Regions from separate parts of the Mus musculus genome. Here region 2 is linked to region 1. A link is a loop called in an ENCODE intact Hi-C map of the cell type or tissue named here. Cell type or tissue: gastrocnemius. All regions are shown on one strand.

The links. Hi-C counts contacts between places; a loop is a spot of excess contacts. Peaks named below come from ENCODE experiments on the same cell type or tissue, not always from the same donor. Only the 100,000 strongest peaks of a DNase experiment are listed, where the experiment ranks them.
Region 2: a loop joins it to region 1, with 5 times the contacts of the local background. A loop is called at or near these places in 21 of 42 quality-filtered maps.

Annotation. Positions count from the first base shown.
Region 1 is chr1:179,731,656-179,739,655 of GRCm38, forward strand. Kif28 (kinesin family member 28) reads right to left here. Exons shown (of 23, transcript NM_001370897.1): 3 at 4,275-4,478; 4 at 2,708-2,743; 5 at 1,343-1,567. Among named protein-coding and RNA genes, the nearest start is that of Kif28, 9.5 kb to the right of the region's middle. In gastrocnemius, a CTCF peak has its summit at 3,630; DNase peaks (open chromatin) are centred at 2,981, 3,293, 3,658 and 4,406; H3K4me3 peaks cover 543 bases; H3K27ac peaks cover 303 bases.
Region 2 is chr1:179,503,816-179,511,815 of GRCm38, forward strand. All of the region lies in intron 1 of Smyd3 (SET and MYND domain containing 3), which reads right to left. Among named protein-coding and RNA genes, the nearest start is that of Smyd3, 10 kb to the right of the region's middle. In gastrocnemius, a CTCF peak has its summit at 3,286 (motif pointing right); a DNase peak (open chromatin) is centred at 3,314.

The DNA of each region.
Region 1 (8,000 bases):
TTTTGTTTCATTGTTGTTTTGCTTTGTTTTGGAGACAGAGTATCTCAGTGTAGCCCTGGCTGTCCTGGAACTTACTGTGCAAGCCAGGCTGGCTTCCAACTCACAGAGATTTCCCCTTGACCCTAAAATAAGAACTTCAAATAACTGGGAGAACCACATGTGCAGTAAGCGCATTATACTAACGTGATTATGTTCATCCAGGAAAAGGCATTTAAAATGTACAAAATGCCCCCTCCCTCTCCCTCCCCCTCCCTCTTTCCCTCTCTCTTGTTCTCTCTCTGTCTGTGTTTCTGTACATGTGCATATTTGTGCATGCATGTTCTCATATATGCTTGTATGTGTGTGCATACACAGGTACACATGCATGAGTCATGAGTGTCCATGCAGAAGATGGGAGTTGCTATCGGATGTCTTCCTCAACTGCTCCATACACACATACACACATACACACTTAAACACACAACTAAGCCTCCGTGATCCTCCTGTCTCTGCTTCCTCAATGCTAGGATTAGAAGAACACGCCTCGCTCTTCATGTAGCAACTGGGGACTTGAACCCTGGCCCTCCTGCTTGCACAGCGAGAGCTTTATCTTCCTCTTCAAAAGGCAGTACTTCATTTCAGCCTCCCAACATGCCTGAGAACAGAGCTATCAGCCCATTTTACAGAAGAGGAAACTGAGGGTTGGGAAGATAATCTCCTCTGTTCCCGGTGTGAACATGATGGTTTCCTCCATTGCTGGTCCAGCATGGAAAGGGCCTGTGGAATCACAGCTGGTTGTGGCATTCACCCAGGATATAGGAGCAATGCTTCTAGAACAACTTTGGGAAGTTACTTAGAGATATCCTGACTCCCATCAAGGAGATTGGAAAAGATAAATCCTCTCTTGTTTACCAGAGGCTTTAGTTAGTGGATGTTACAGGGATTTTCATCTTAGACAGAATCTTAGGAAGTGCTTTAGCAACTGGCTACGCCCTTGGCTCATGTCTGGTCCTCAGACTGGTGTCCATGGACCTGCTAATCTAAATTCTCTACTTATATCACAGGGGCTCATGACCCTTACCAACTCGGACTCAAAATTCATTCCTCAAAGTGTAGAATTTACTTGAGGAAAACCAACCAGCCTTGTCCTGTGGGCACTCTGAGGGCTTGTGACTCGTAAGACAGTTTCACCACAAGTAATGGGACAGCCTAATTGAGGGATAGATAGGGAGAGCAAAGCCCTCACCTCTTTCCATGGTCTATGGTTGGAAGCCGTTACCTCAGCCCACTGGTCCACTCTGGAAGGATTCACTGCACCACCCCCACTCGGCCCCTGGGAGCCTGTGGCAGAGGAGGGTCCCACCTGCTTGAACTGGATGGCGATTAGCATGTGGGATCGGCTGCTGCTGGCGTTCATGTTGGTGGACGCTGTCATCCTGATTTTTGATCCTTGCTCCACCAGCTTTTCAATTTGTGCATAATTCTCACAAGGCACCCACTTCAGACCTTCCACAAAAAACCCCAGCTGTTGATCCTCCCTGACTCTTAAGCCTCCGGGAGCTTTGGTTCTAGACAGCAAATCCCTGATCTGTGGGAGGAAAAAGAAGAAGGGCTGGGGTCGTGTTTAAGGTGGACTTCACCTCTTTCCTTGTTAGATCACTGCCTGCGGAATTTTAGATGCTCTGTAAATATGCCTGATGTAGTCGAATGCTGAGTTTCTGTAGGGACCAGACAACCTTAGACCTGAGTTAAGTGTTTCAACACTGTGTGGAGGTTGGAGGACAATTTTGAGGCGTTGTTCTCTTTCCACCCTTACGTGGGTTCAGGAGACTGAACTCAGGTCACCAAGCTTGGCACCAAGCAGCTACATCCTCTGCGCCGTCCTGCCAGCTCCCAGAAACCTACCTTTTAAGTCGAGCAGTTATTTTTGGAATTGCAGCTCAATTATGTTCAAGAACCCCCTGTCTGAGTTTCTAAGAGTGCTGTGAGCACTTCCTCCTGATCCATGCATGGCCTCCACAGGCTTCTATGTTTGGATATTGGCTAGCTGGTCCCCAGTTGGTGGAACCATCTGGGTAGGAGTAGGAGGTGGAAGAAGGTGTGCCACTGGACTAGGCTTTGACGTCCCCAGTGGCTCTGCTTCCTGTTGGTGGGTTCGGATGTGAGCTCTCAGCAGCTGCCTCAGCGCCGTGTCTGCCTCCTTTTGCCACGCTCCCTGACGCAAAAGTAACGGACTCTTACCCTCCAGAACTATAAGCCTCAAAGAAACCCTTTCTTCTGTTTATTGTCCTGGCTATGGTGTTTTACCACAGCAACAGACAGTAACTAAAACAGCTGCTATGTGGCTAAAGCATACAGTGTGAAGAACAAGGGATTTGAGATGGTGCTGGAGAGGCAGTGGGACGGGGGGGGGGGGGGGGGAGACGACGGGGGGCGGGGGGGGGGGAGGCACATGCATTACAGAATGACAGGCAGCCAGAGTCCTTGGTGTTAGTAATTCATGAAGTCACTCAGGTATGTGTGTCAGAGCATGGGCTCTCAGGACGGATGTGGCTCAGTGGTAAAGACTGTTTAGTGAGTTCGAGGACCCGGGTTTGATTCTCCGCAGAGGAGGCTGGGGAGGGAGACAGGCAGACAGACAGAAACAGACACACACACACACACACACACAGATAGAGCGACAGAGAGAGACAGAGCGACAGAGAGAGACAGAGAGAGAGCCCGGTACCTGTTCATTGTAGATTTCCAGCATGCTAAACATAACCTGTAGAGAGAGTAATGAGTCAATATTGTCTTGAAGAGACATAACAGGGAAACACTAACATACTCTAGTAAATGTGTCACACTGCATTGTTCTTAATGAATTTTATAAAAAGACACAAAATCGTCTGGGGAGGCACTGCTCAAGCAGGAGGACCTGAGCTTGGATCCCAGAACCCACAAAAAAAGCCAGGGCTGCCGGCGCTCACCTGTAATTGTGGAGGCTGCCGATAGGTGGCGCGCTTGGCTTGCTGCCGGCCAGTCTAGATAAAAACCAGGGAACTCCCCTTCTCAAGGGACCAAGGTGGAGAGTGATGGAGGTCCTCCATCGGGGTCCTCCTCAGGTCTCCACAAGTGTGCACAGAGGCATGTACACCTACCTGTACAGACATGTGTGCACGTACCTTTGTATCACTTACACATGTATATACTCACATAAGAGATCCAAAACAAACAACAACAACAAAACGGACACCATACAGGGACTGTATTCCAGCACTCAGGAGGCTAAGGCAGGAAGACTAATGAGATTGGAAGGAGAGGGGAAGGAGAAGGGAATGAGAGAGGAAGAGGAAGGGGACGGGAGGGGGACGGGAGGGGGAGAGGAGGCGGGTTCTGCCACTCAGTGCTGAGGGAGGGTTTTAGGAAGGGCTTTATAGAAATGACTCATTGCACATAACTAACCCAGGTGATCCAGAAGTTTCTAGAATGGCATCTCACTACCAAACCATAGGTTGGTTCTGTATGTATGGATTCAACCAACAGTTGGTCAAAACAAGTAACAACAACAAAAAAAATACCCCTCCTCTGCACCAAGAGGTGCAGGGTCTTGTCTTCTTGTGTTTTGTCTGATCTCTGCTGCCATCTAGAGCAAGGACTGTGCCTGTGGGTGTTTGCGGACATTTTACTGTCATGTTTTGGAGCTAGTCACACTAGTGATGGCCACCGACTTTCAGTGGATTCAAAGCTTGCTCTGGAGGCACCTGAGCCAGGGACAGTAAGACCCACCCTTGGCACCTGGGTGAACTTCAGAGACTGAGCCCATGTTTATGCCCAAATCAGGGTAGGTCCAAGTCCCAGCACCGTCTATGACATAATACAATATATAAATATTTGCCTATTTTAGGACACACGCATAAACCTGAAAATACAGTCGATGGTGCCTTCCACGTGTGGAAAATGAAAAGGTGAAATTCGGTCTGGAAAGATGGCTCAGCGGTTAAGAGAACTGGCTGCTTTTCTGAAGGTCCTGAGTTCAAATCCCAGCAACCACATGGTGGCTCACAACCACCTGTAATGAGATCTGACGCCCTCTTCTGGTGTGTCTGAAGACAGCTACAATGTACTTACATATAATAGATAAATCTTTGGGCCAGATCGAGTGAGTGGGGCTGGAGAGAGAAGAAAAAGTGTCTGAAGACAGCTACAGTGTACTTACATATAATGAATAAATAAATCTTAAAAAAAAAAAAAGAAAAAGGAGAAGAACAGGTAAAATTCCCAGGAGACGGGAATCTAGAATAACTAAGGCATACCTGGGGTTCTAGATTTTCCTTTTGCTTCTCAATAGCTTGGAAGAGCTCTTCACACACTCTTGGAATAAGACCCTTGTTTGTGCCAAAGCCAATCATGGAGTAGCTTTTTCCAGAGCCCGTCTGGCCATAGGCCAGGAGAGTAGCATTGTAGCCTCGCCAGGCACTGTCTAGAATTCCCCTTCCGATATCATGGAAGACATCGCTCTAGAAACGATACCGTTAAATGTCACCAGTGGCGGTGACTCTCCTGAAAGTTTCCTCAACACACATATGCATTTGTGCATACACTGACACAACACAGCCCCCTCCACAGAACCACAGTTTGTATCCAGGGTGCCACCCAACAACAGTCCATGTGTCAAAGGTTTAGCTTCCAGGTTGGTAGCGTTGGGAGGCTGTGAAAACACCCTAGTCTTTTTCTGTCTTTCATTTTTTCTGTTATGAAATCTATAGTTTCCCCGCCCCCTTCCACACACACCGCTGTAATGTAATGCATTACTTTACCACAGGCTGAAAATGTAATGGCCTACAACACTGAAGTCTTGATTCAAATTGGGTTATCACAGGTGCTTTTTATACAAACAGAAAGCGGCCTAATGATACACTCTAAGAAACAACCCTCCCCTCAAGGCTCAGTGACCACTGAAGAGAGGGAACAGAAAGACAGTGAGAGCCAGACAGACGTCAGGGAGGACCCAAGAAGGACCACTACACTCATCTCATAGGCCCAGACCTGCACAACAACAGGCCAGTCCCTACTCCAGCACAGAGGGCTAGGGGCTCAAGAGCCGCACACACAGTAGAGCATACTGACAGTGGATGGATTCTAGGGGAAGACAATTCTCTTTGAGGGTGTGACCCCTGGTAAGTGGAGAGGCTCCAGCCAATGGCCCCACACTCCTGAACATATGGATAGCCAGAACTTGTCTCTGGGGGAGTCAATAAATAAATAAATAAATAAATAAATAAATAAGGAGACAGCTGGAGAGTGAGTGGGGTGTGGATGGATCTAGAAGTTTAGGCAGAGGAGTAAGGGGTGAGTACCATAAAAATACAAATATGCATGCGTGAAATTCTAAAAAAAATAATAAAAATATCTCATAAAATATGTTTAAATTTGTATCATTTTATGTACATGGGTATTTTGCCTACATGTATGTTTAGACACCACATATGTGCCACCTGGTGTCCTTGGAGACCCGACGAGGCCATCTGATACCATAGAACCTTAGTTACAGACAGCTGTGAGCCATCAGGTGGCTGCTGAGACTGAACCCCGGTTCTGAAGAAGAGCAGCCAATGCTCTTAGCTACCTCTCCAGCGCCTATATTAAATATATTACAACAACAACAACAACAACAACAAACCTTTAAAAGCAGGCATGGTGGTAGAGTTCTTTGGGAGATAGAAACAGGGGAAAAAATGGAAACTTTTTGTTTGTTTGCTTGCTTGTTTGCTTGCTTGTTTTTCGAGACTGGGTTTCTCTGTGTAAGAGAGCCCTGGCTGTTCTGGACTCCATTTGTAGACCAGGTTGGCTGGCCTCGAACACTCAGAGATCGTCCTCCCATTGCCTCCCAAGTATTGTGATTAAAAGTGTGAGCCACCACCACCTGTTGAGTAAACATTTTTTTAAAAGTAGAATCAAATAATACTGTGTCCATGATTGTTCAAAAGACAGGGTGTGGCCTGGCTCCTTTCCATGTTGGTCACAAGCAATAGCTCTCAAAAGGTAAGACAGGGAGCATCCTGGGACTATTTGTTAGAATATATACAGCCATAGAATTTGGGTTTTTTCCTTTCTTTTTTTCTTTTCTTTTCTTTTTTTTTTCTTTTTTTCTTTTTTCTTTTTCAAGACAGGGTTTCTCTGTATAGCCCTGGCTGTCCTGGAACTCACTTTGTAGACCAGGCTGGCCTCGAACTCAGAAATCTGCCTGCCTCTGCCTTAAAGGTGTGCACCACCACACCCGGCATTTGTATTATTTTTAATTCTGAGAAAGAAACACACACCAACACAGTCTGATTTACTAAGGGAAACGTTACAATAACCAATTTTAATACTATTTATTTCTTATAGAAAGGACTAAAAAGCCACATGCCTTTAATACCAGCATCTGAGAGGCAGGGTCAGAGGAGCTCTGTGAGTTTGAGGCCAGCCTGGTCCATATGGTAAGTTCTAGGCTAGCCAGGGCTAAATAACGAGATGCTGTATCAAACAAACAAACAAACAAACAAACAAAACAAGCAAACAAAGATAATAAAGGTTTACTGTACTGTAAGGATTCTGTGATCGCTAGGATTAACGGAATTGGGCTTATAGTTTTCAAGAACACTGTGTCTGTACTTTTTACTCAAAATGTATTTGAATGAGGTTATCTGCAGCTTTTTTTATTAAAAAAAAGGTTTATTTATTTCATTTATATGAGTACACTGTAGCTGTCTTCAGACACACCAGAAGAGTGCATCAGATCCCAATACAGATGGTTGTGAGCCACCATGTGGTTGCTGGGAATTGAACTCAGGACCTCTGGAAGAGGAAGCAGGCAGTGCTCTTAACTGCTGAGCCATCTCTCCAGCCCTATCTGCAGCTTTTTAAAAGAGGGTTTTGTGTGTGTCTGTGTGTGTGTGTGTGTGTGTGTGTGTGTGCAGGTGCCCTTGGAAGCCAAAGGAGGGTGTTGGACAACCTGGAGCTGGAGTTACAGGGGACTGTGAGCCATTCAACACAGATGCTGGGGTCCAAGCTCAGCTCCTCTGCTAGATCAGCCAGTGGTGCTACCCACAGAGCATACTCTGTCTAGCTCAGTCTACAGTTATTTCCAAGCAACTCGGTCAACCTCAGGAGTGATTGCCAAGTTTAGCAATTGTGCTGTCCTTTCTAATCAACACTACTCAAAATTTAGAGATTTTTGTTGTTCTCAGTTAAAAATTTTTTAAAATTACATTTTAATTTATTTATTTTGTGTTCATGTGCGAATTTGTGTGTGCACGTGCGGAATTCAGAGGCAATTTCTGGGAGTTGTTTTTCTCCTTCTACCATGTTGGTCCCAGGGATTGAATTCAGGTCCTCAGGCATGGCAGGGGTTCCATCTCACCAGCCTTTGTCATCAACAAATTGAAAATTTCAAATAATATAAAATGTTGTTAAGTCTTAGGTAGGGAATAGAGTCATTTTATAAAAATTTTAGTGGTGTGATGTACTACTGGGACATATTTTGGGTATCATCTGCAAGCTAAAAAAAAAAAATCTGGGGCTGGTGAGATGGCTCAGCAGGTAAGAGCACCCGACTGCTCTTCCAAAGGTCCTGAGTTCAAATCCTAGCAACCACATAGTGGCTCACAAACATCCGTAACGAGATCTGACTCCCTCTTCTGGTGTGTCTGAAGACAGCTACAGTGTACTTACATATAATAAATAAATAAATCTTAAAAAAAATCTGGTACACCTCCTAGTTACATTTCAAGTTTCTTGCCACTCACCGCTCTATGACCAGAGGAAAGGGCTCCCTTCACTGTGCTTCACTGCCTTAGCCAGCTTTTCATTGTTAAAGGACCAGAGACAATCGGTTTACAAAGGGGAAAACTGGCTTGGGATCATGATTTCAACTCATGCTCAATTAGCCCCATGCTGTAGTTCCAAGATGATACAATGTGTCATGGCAGAAGTGAAGGACAGAGACTTAGCCATCTCCTGATTGCTAGAAAGCACAGTGAGAGAGAAGAGGGGCAGGG
Region 2 (8,000 bases), 230 kb before region 1:
GCCATCAGCAGCCACCTCACCAACCGCCATCAGTTTTATTCAGCACACTTAGTGTGACATGTTCTCAGTACCAGGCCCTCACCCTACTTTTCTTTTTCTGAGTCCACAGCCAGATTCCTTCTTGGATTCACCCTTTCCTATTTCACCGTGTTTCCAGTATACAGTAACAGGTGTGTTGGGTTTGGCTTGATTTTTAGTCTCCATAAGATGACAAGGACAGTCATCCTACAGAAACATTTATATGGCTCGAGATTCTCTGTTCCAGATTCCCACCTAATGACTGTGTGTGTGTGTGTGTGTGTATGTATGTATGCATGGAGACAGAAGCACAACAGAAACACATGTAAAATTAAGAAAACATAGAGAAAGAAGCCTTCACCCTGGAGCCTAATTGAAGTCTCTCCCTCAGAGAGTGGGGAAATGCAAGAACACAATCAAAATGACAAACGCTGGGGGCTGGAGAGATGGCTCAGCAGTTAAGCGCACTGGCTGCTCTTCCAGAGGACCTGAGTTCAATTCCCAGCACACACATGGTAGCTCATGACCATTCATAAAAGGGATCGTCTGTCATGCAGGTGTATATGCAGACGAAGCACTCATATATAAATAAATAAATTTAAAAAAAAATAAACGACAAATGTTGGCCATGGTGCCACATACCTTTAATTCCAGAATTTGGGTAGATCTCTGTAAATTCTAGACCAGCATGGTCTATACATCGAAGAGCTGGCAGGAGGGGAAGGGGGAGAAGGGGGCACGCCTTTAGACCCAGGTCTCCAAAGGCAGAGGCAGGTGGATTTCTAAGTTTGAGGCCAGCCTGGTCTACATAGCTATTTCCAGGACAGCCAGAGACCATGTCTCAAAAAACAGAAAAGGAAAAGAAGGAAAAGACAAAGATGAAAATAAGTGTGAACCGTGTGAACAGCAGCAGAATCCTGTAGATTTGTAAGTGCATGTGTGAAAGCATGTAAATAACTAAACACGAGAAGACTCTTGCTGTGGTGGAGCGCTAGGCTGAGCTGTCAAGTGCAGGGGAGCAACACAGTTGGAAATCGGTAAGCAATGAACTACCCTCGGCTAATTTTCGAGGGGAGTCTTAATGAGCAGGCTAGTTGAACCATCTTAAAACCTTTCCACACAAAGTCTTAGCTGCAACACGAAGCTGAAAACAGGGAAGAAACCAAAAGGACAGGATCTGACTTACCACCACAGCCAACTGCGATGCCCGTCTAAGCCAGGGTTTCTATTGTGTGACACTCAGCCTGAACGAAAGCTACCTGGGTCACTTCTCCAGCTCCACCCTCTGCAGCACACACAGCTGTCTCTGAAGCTCAGGCGGGCTCTACTCCATGGCTGCTGCTGTCCTTGGCAGTTATTCCACAGAACTGGCATCTCCAAAATCCTGGGTCTTCTGCTGCAACTGGGCTGCACTTTCACAGCAGCCTCCCCTGGGCTCTCTTCGGGGACTCCAGCCTGGCTACACAGAGCCATGCTTCAGCTGTTCTCCACAACCCCTTCCTTCAGATCTTAAAAAACAGTTCTACCCAGGTGACTCTCACACCACTGACTCCAGTTGTGAGCATGAGGTACAACCTAGGGAACCCCTGGAGCCCAGCTTCTATGTGCTGACTCTGAGGAAACACCCCTGATTTCACCTCAACAGTGCTGGTCTCTTCCCCACCCCACCAATCCATCCAGAGACAGAATTTCTCTGTGTAGCCCTGGCTATCCTGAAATTCACTCTGTAGACCAGGCTGGCCTTGCACATCAGAGATCCACCTTCCTAACTAGCATATATCTGTAAACCCCAGACTCCACAGGTTGAATCCAGAGCTGGTAGTTCCAAGCCTGTGGCGGCACAGGCCTGGGAGCCCAGCAGTGGGGAGCTGCAGCCAGACGCAGGAGGGTCAGGTTAAAAACATCCTCAGCGGGCTGGCGAGATGGATCAGTGGTTAAGAGTGCCAGCTGCTCTTCCGAAGGTCCTGAGTTCAAATCCCACCAACCACATGGTGGCTCACAACCATCCTTAACGAAATCTGATGCCCTCTTCTGGAGTATCTGAGGACAGCTACAGTGTACTTACATATAATAAATAAATAAATAAATACATAAATAAATACATAAATACATAAATAAATAAAAATTTTTAAAAAAACATCCTCAGCTACAGAGTTTGAGACTGACCTTGGGCTACATGAAATCTAGTCTCAAAAATTAAAATAAAATGAATTAAAAATCTAAAACACAAGTGCTAGCTCCAACCTGAGTTGAGCTAGGGTGGGGCCTCACATCTATAAGCCCAGAAATCAAGAGGCTGAAGGTGGAAAGACTGTTTCAAGTCCAAGGTCAGCTTAGAATACAGAATACACAGTGAGTATCAGAGGACCTTGTTGGATAATAGTGCATCTGACTTCATAAGGTCCATCGAGGCTACAGACTGCATCCCCACCTCCGACAAGGAAAAAGAGCACAGGGTGGGGCTGTGGCTCAGTGGCAGTGTTGCCTAACATGCATGAGGCCATGGGTTCAGTCACTGCCACCAGCAACAAACAGTCACACAGAGACACATACAGCTTTCTCTAAATTTATTTAAATGGCCAATTACAGAAAGTGACAAATGCCTTAAAACACAAAAGTACAAAATAGTTTCTTCCAAACCCTCTGAAAAATCACTCTCGAGAAATAATAAGAATTCTGCTGTACCTTCAAGGCCCACTCTAAACACACAAGTACAACTCAAAACCATGCAGAGCCTGCTACCTTTCATTACTTGGTCAGTGCTGTGACTGAGCCTGTGTGTGCTGAGCTCGACCCCTGGGCTACACTCTGAGCGCCAGACATTTTATTACACACACGCACACGCACTGTTCCACAACCTGATTCATCAGTAGTGTGTCAGCCACACCTGTACAAGCAGCTCTGCCTCAGTGTTAACAGTGAAACAGTATTCCATAATCCAAACAAACCGGTTTAACCCGCCTACCAAAATGCTACACTAAATACCATTAAGTATCTGGCCCTCTGGGAAGAACTTTTGTCAAGAACTACAACTTTCATCGCTCAAGTTTCTGTTTAGGTTTTTCAAATCTTTCTGTATATTTTTGTGTTATTTATTTATTTATTTATTTATTTATTTATTTTAGAGATATGGTCTCAACGCTAGCCATCTGACTCCAAGTCAGATAACTACCTGCATCTACATCCCAAGATTAAATAGCTAGTTTTTTTTTTTTTAATTTATTTATTTTTAATGAGTGCTGTCTGCATGTACACCTGCTGGCCAGAAGGGGGCATCAGACCCCTTTATAAATGGGCATGAGCCACAATGTGGTTGCTAGGAATTGAACTCAGATATTCTGGAAGAGCAACCAGTGCTCTAAACCGCTGAGCCATCTCTCCAGCCTGAGTTTTTAATTCTTAAGATAGGTAGATAGGTAGGTTGAGTTTTGACAGGGGAGAATCCCTGTGACAGAATAAAAGTCACATGCCACCAAGCCCAGCTTTTCCTTTCCCTGTTGTCTCCTGCTTCCTTTAATTCTGATTTGTTATTTACTCACTAGGTGTTCAGTCTTACTTTCTTCCTGGTCTGCTTCCCTTACCACCTTCCCCAGGTTCCCACACAGGGAAGGCTAGCATCCAACTCAAACCTGCAGGATTAATCATCTCCACACCCAACCCCCCTCCCCCTCCCCCTCCCCCTCCCCCTCCCCCCACCCCCTCCCCCTCTCCCTCCTCCCCTTCCCCCTCCTCCTCCCCCTGACGTGCACCACGGCTGACTCCTGTGGAATGCTTCATTAAATGCTACCCACTCTGCCTCGGTTTTCTTCCTTTCAAGACAGGATCTCAGCATGGAGGACTCCAGCAATCCTGTCTTCGTCTCCCTCACTCTCACTAAAGCTCTTATGGCTCGGGAGATAACATTTATAGGACAGGAATGGCAGCCCACAACTTTAATCCCAGGTCTCAGGAGGAAGAGGCAGGCAGATCTCTGAGAGATCAGGTCCACATAGCAAGTTCCAAGACACCTAAGGCTTCATAAAGAGATCCTATCTCAAAAGTACAAAACAAAAGAAAAAGGACAGTTTGTGTTTATTTCTTTATGAAAACACCTTTTATTTTTATTTATGCATTTGTGACAGCATGGGTGTATACATGCATGTGTGCATGCGCACACAGAAGCCAGAAAGCAGCTTTGGATCACCTGGAGACTGTGGGTGTTACAGGCTGTTGTGTGTTAATCCCATTTGGGTACTGGGAACAAACTCTGGTCTCTACAAGAGGAACAAAGACTCTTCAGTCCAGAGCCATCTCTCTAGCCACAAGAAAACATAGTTTGTAATCCAAGCATGGTAGCATGCATCTGTTATCCCAGAACTTGAAAGGTGGAGTCAGGAGGATCTGAGTTCAAGGCTATCCTCGGCTAGTTAGGAGTTAGAAGACAGCCTGGAGCACATAAAACCCTCCTTCAATAATAAATAAATAGAAAGTTTATTTCAAATTAGTATGTTTTAATAAGTGTTTTGCAATGTATCAGTTTTTATTTCTCTATGCTGTAAATATTAATAGACATAAACAAAACCTCTTACACCAGATATGGTGGTATAGGCGGCCTGGATTGCCAACACTTGGGAGGTGGAAGCAGAATCAGTAGTTCAAAGTCACCCTTGACCACATGGTGATTTCCAAGCCATCCTGGGCCACAGACCTTATCTCAAAATCAAACACTGTGCTCAGCAGCTTTTTTTTTTTACTACTCAGCAGCATCTTCCTACGAAATCTGTTCCAATAAATTTTCCAGCATGTAAAGGGGCTATGTCAAAGGACAGCACACAAGAAGAGCAGCCGCCACCACAGGCATTAGCTGGCTACTGCCATCCCATGAAAGAGGAGAACAAGAACGGCACTGCTCACAGAGATTTCCAATAGCAGTCATAAGTCAAAGCAGCACAGACCGCAGCAGTGGGCAACAGAACAGTGGGAAGAAATCTGATGTCTCCATGGCAGGGGCGAGGAAATACAAACTGACAGCAGGGAGCTGGCTGGTCCTGGGGGTCTCACCATTTGCAAGCCCAGGATTAATTAACTACTGGAGAAGTCCGTAGGACACTGATTTCCAGGCACCATCCTCTACCCCCTGTCCCATGTCCTTCTTGAGCACCCGGAGCAAGCATCGAGCAGTCTGGAAATGGAAAAAAGCTTACTGCCGTGTACAGAGCAGGTCCTCCTGTCTGATAACAATGTCCTCGGCTGTGGCATTCACATGGATCAAATGTTTTCAGGCTCAGAGCTCAGCCACGCGGCCCTTTCCCAAACCACCTTGCTAAAGAAAATAAGCAAAACAACAGGAATTATGACCGTCACCTGCAAGGAAGCCTGGAAGTCATTCGTGTCCACAGTGTCCTTTTCTACCCACTAGTCACCAGTCACTCCATCTCATTCCTTCACAGGTCTCGGACCCCCAGATAAACCCATCAGCCATTACAAGGAATACCCAAGCCATGATTTCAAAACAGCGCTACAAGTATAGCCTATGAAATGATTCTACCAGTCCTCTGCCTTCAGGGCTTCCTTATGGAAAAGGAGTTTATACGAAGTCAGTAACTGGCTTGTGCCCAGCACTAACAAACTTCACAAAATTAGCTATCATATAAACTCAAATGATGTTCAAATGATTTTTTTTTTTTGGTTTTTTTTCGAGACAGGGTTTCTCTGTGTAGCCCCAGCTGTCCTGGAACTCACTCTGTAGACCAGGCTGGCCTCGAACTCAGAAATCCACCTGCCTCTGTCTCCCAAGTGCTGGGATTAAAGGTGTGCACCACCACGCCCGATGTTTCTTTTTTTTTAAGATTTATTTATTTTTTATTATATGTAAGTACACTATAGCTGTCTTCAGACACACCAGAAGAGGGAGTCAGATCTCGTTACGGATGGTTGTAAGCCACCATGTGGTTGCCGGGATTTGAACTCAGGACCTTCAGAAGAGCAGTTGGATGTTCTTACCTGTTGAGCCATCTCACCAGCCCCTGATGTTTCTTTTAAAATAAGTTTTAGATATATTCATTCTATTATTTAAGTTTTTCCAGCAGCGGCCGCCTTTCTTGGGGCTCTGTCGTACCCTCTCAAGAGTTCCCAGAATTCCAAACATAAACTATCCTCAGTTGGCAATATCATACCCCTGCTAGAGCATGAGGCAAATCATAGTCACCTGCTGTGGACAATTTGAAGCAGCCCTATATCCCACACCTGGGATTTGAAATGAAAACATATTCACATAACATTTCTGTGTGTGTGTGTGTGTGTGTGTGTGTGTGTGTGTTTTAATTCTCAGTAGTTTTCCATACAAATATGGATTTGTACCTGGTGAAGAGAGTCAGAAACCCTGGAAGTGAGTTACAGGGAGTTGCAAGCTGCTCCATCGGTCTGAGAACCAAACCCAGGTCCTCTGCAGGAGCAACCAGTGATCTCAATCAATGAGCAGTCACTGCACGCTCTGAATGTCTTTTACTCATTAGGAGTCAGGGGCACCAGGTTTCACGATTTCCACTCGGGGTAGCAAGCCAGTGTGAGAATTGACCTTTGCTAAACTAAACTATTCATTACAATACCTACCTTTCTTGGTAACTTAATTTAGAAAATTCACCCAACACCTCGATCTCTCAGATGTGTGATCATTTCAAAAATTGTTCCCCTCTAACTGTTATGCATGCCCCTAAGACATATAATGCTAAGCAGATTAGCACTTCAAGTCAATCCATTCTGTGACCATTTGTAACTGTCAATATCAAATCTTCAATAAAGTATGGTGGTTTGGATGCGAATACCCGCCCTCCACCGCCATGGGCTCATACACTCACGTACTTAGTCTCAGGATGATGAACTGTTTGTGGAGGACTAGGAGGAGTGGCCTTGTTGAAGGAGGTGTGTCACTGGAGAGGGGCTTTGTCTATCTGTCTCTGCTCACTGCCTTCCTCCTCCCCTCTGTCCCATCCCCCCGCCCCCCATCCCTCCCTTCTTGGCCTGCTGCCTACAGATCAGGATGTAAACCTGTCCGCTACAGCTACAGGGCCATGCCTGCCTGCTTTTCGCCATGATCATGGACCAGCGCTCTGAAACTGTAAGCAAGCCCCAATTAACTGCTTCCTTGTGTGAGTTATCTTGCTCTTGGTATCGCCTCACAGCAACCGAACAAAAACTAGGCAAGGAAAAACAAAGACCACCAAGCTCAGAAGAGAAGGCTGTTGAGGCTGACTCCTATAATCACAATCACGGCGTTGGGGTCAGATGAGGCAGGCCTTCCGGGAGGTCAAGGTCAGCTACAGGATATCTGGAGTTCCAGACTAGCCTGAGTTGAACAGCTTAACTGGTTAAGTGCTTGCCTTGCAAGTGTAAAGAGCTAAGATCAGTCCCTGAGGACCTACCTATACAGAAGCCAGGAATGATGCACATTCTTGTTATCTCAGAGCAAGAGAAGTAGCTAGGGAGCCTAGTCTACTTGGTAAGTCCAGGGCCTGTGAAAGACCCTATCACTCACTCACTCACTCACTCACTCAATCAATCAATCAATGGCAGTGCCTGAGATACTGCCACTCGAAGTTGTCGAGTTGTCTTCTGGCATCCACACACATGTGTACATACATCCATAAACATGTACACACACAAAATAAATAAATATATACATATATATACATGTGTGTATACATACACATACATATGTGTGCGTATATGTGTGTGTATATATATATGTGCATGCATACATACATACATATATTTTTTTGAAGGGCCTTTAGCCAGGCACAGTGGCACATCCCTATAATCCTAGGACTCAGGAGGTAGAAGGCAGAGGGAGGAAGACCAGAAGTCAAATGCCACTCTTGGCTATACAATTCAGGTCAGTCCGGGTGACACGAGACCTGTCCTAAACAACTAAAAGGACCTTTAACTGTGTAATTCCACCACATTCATAACCTACTCTTTTCCTCCTGGCCTCATCCCCAGCTCAG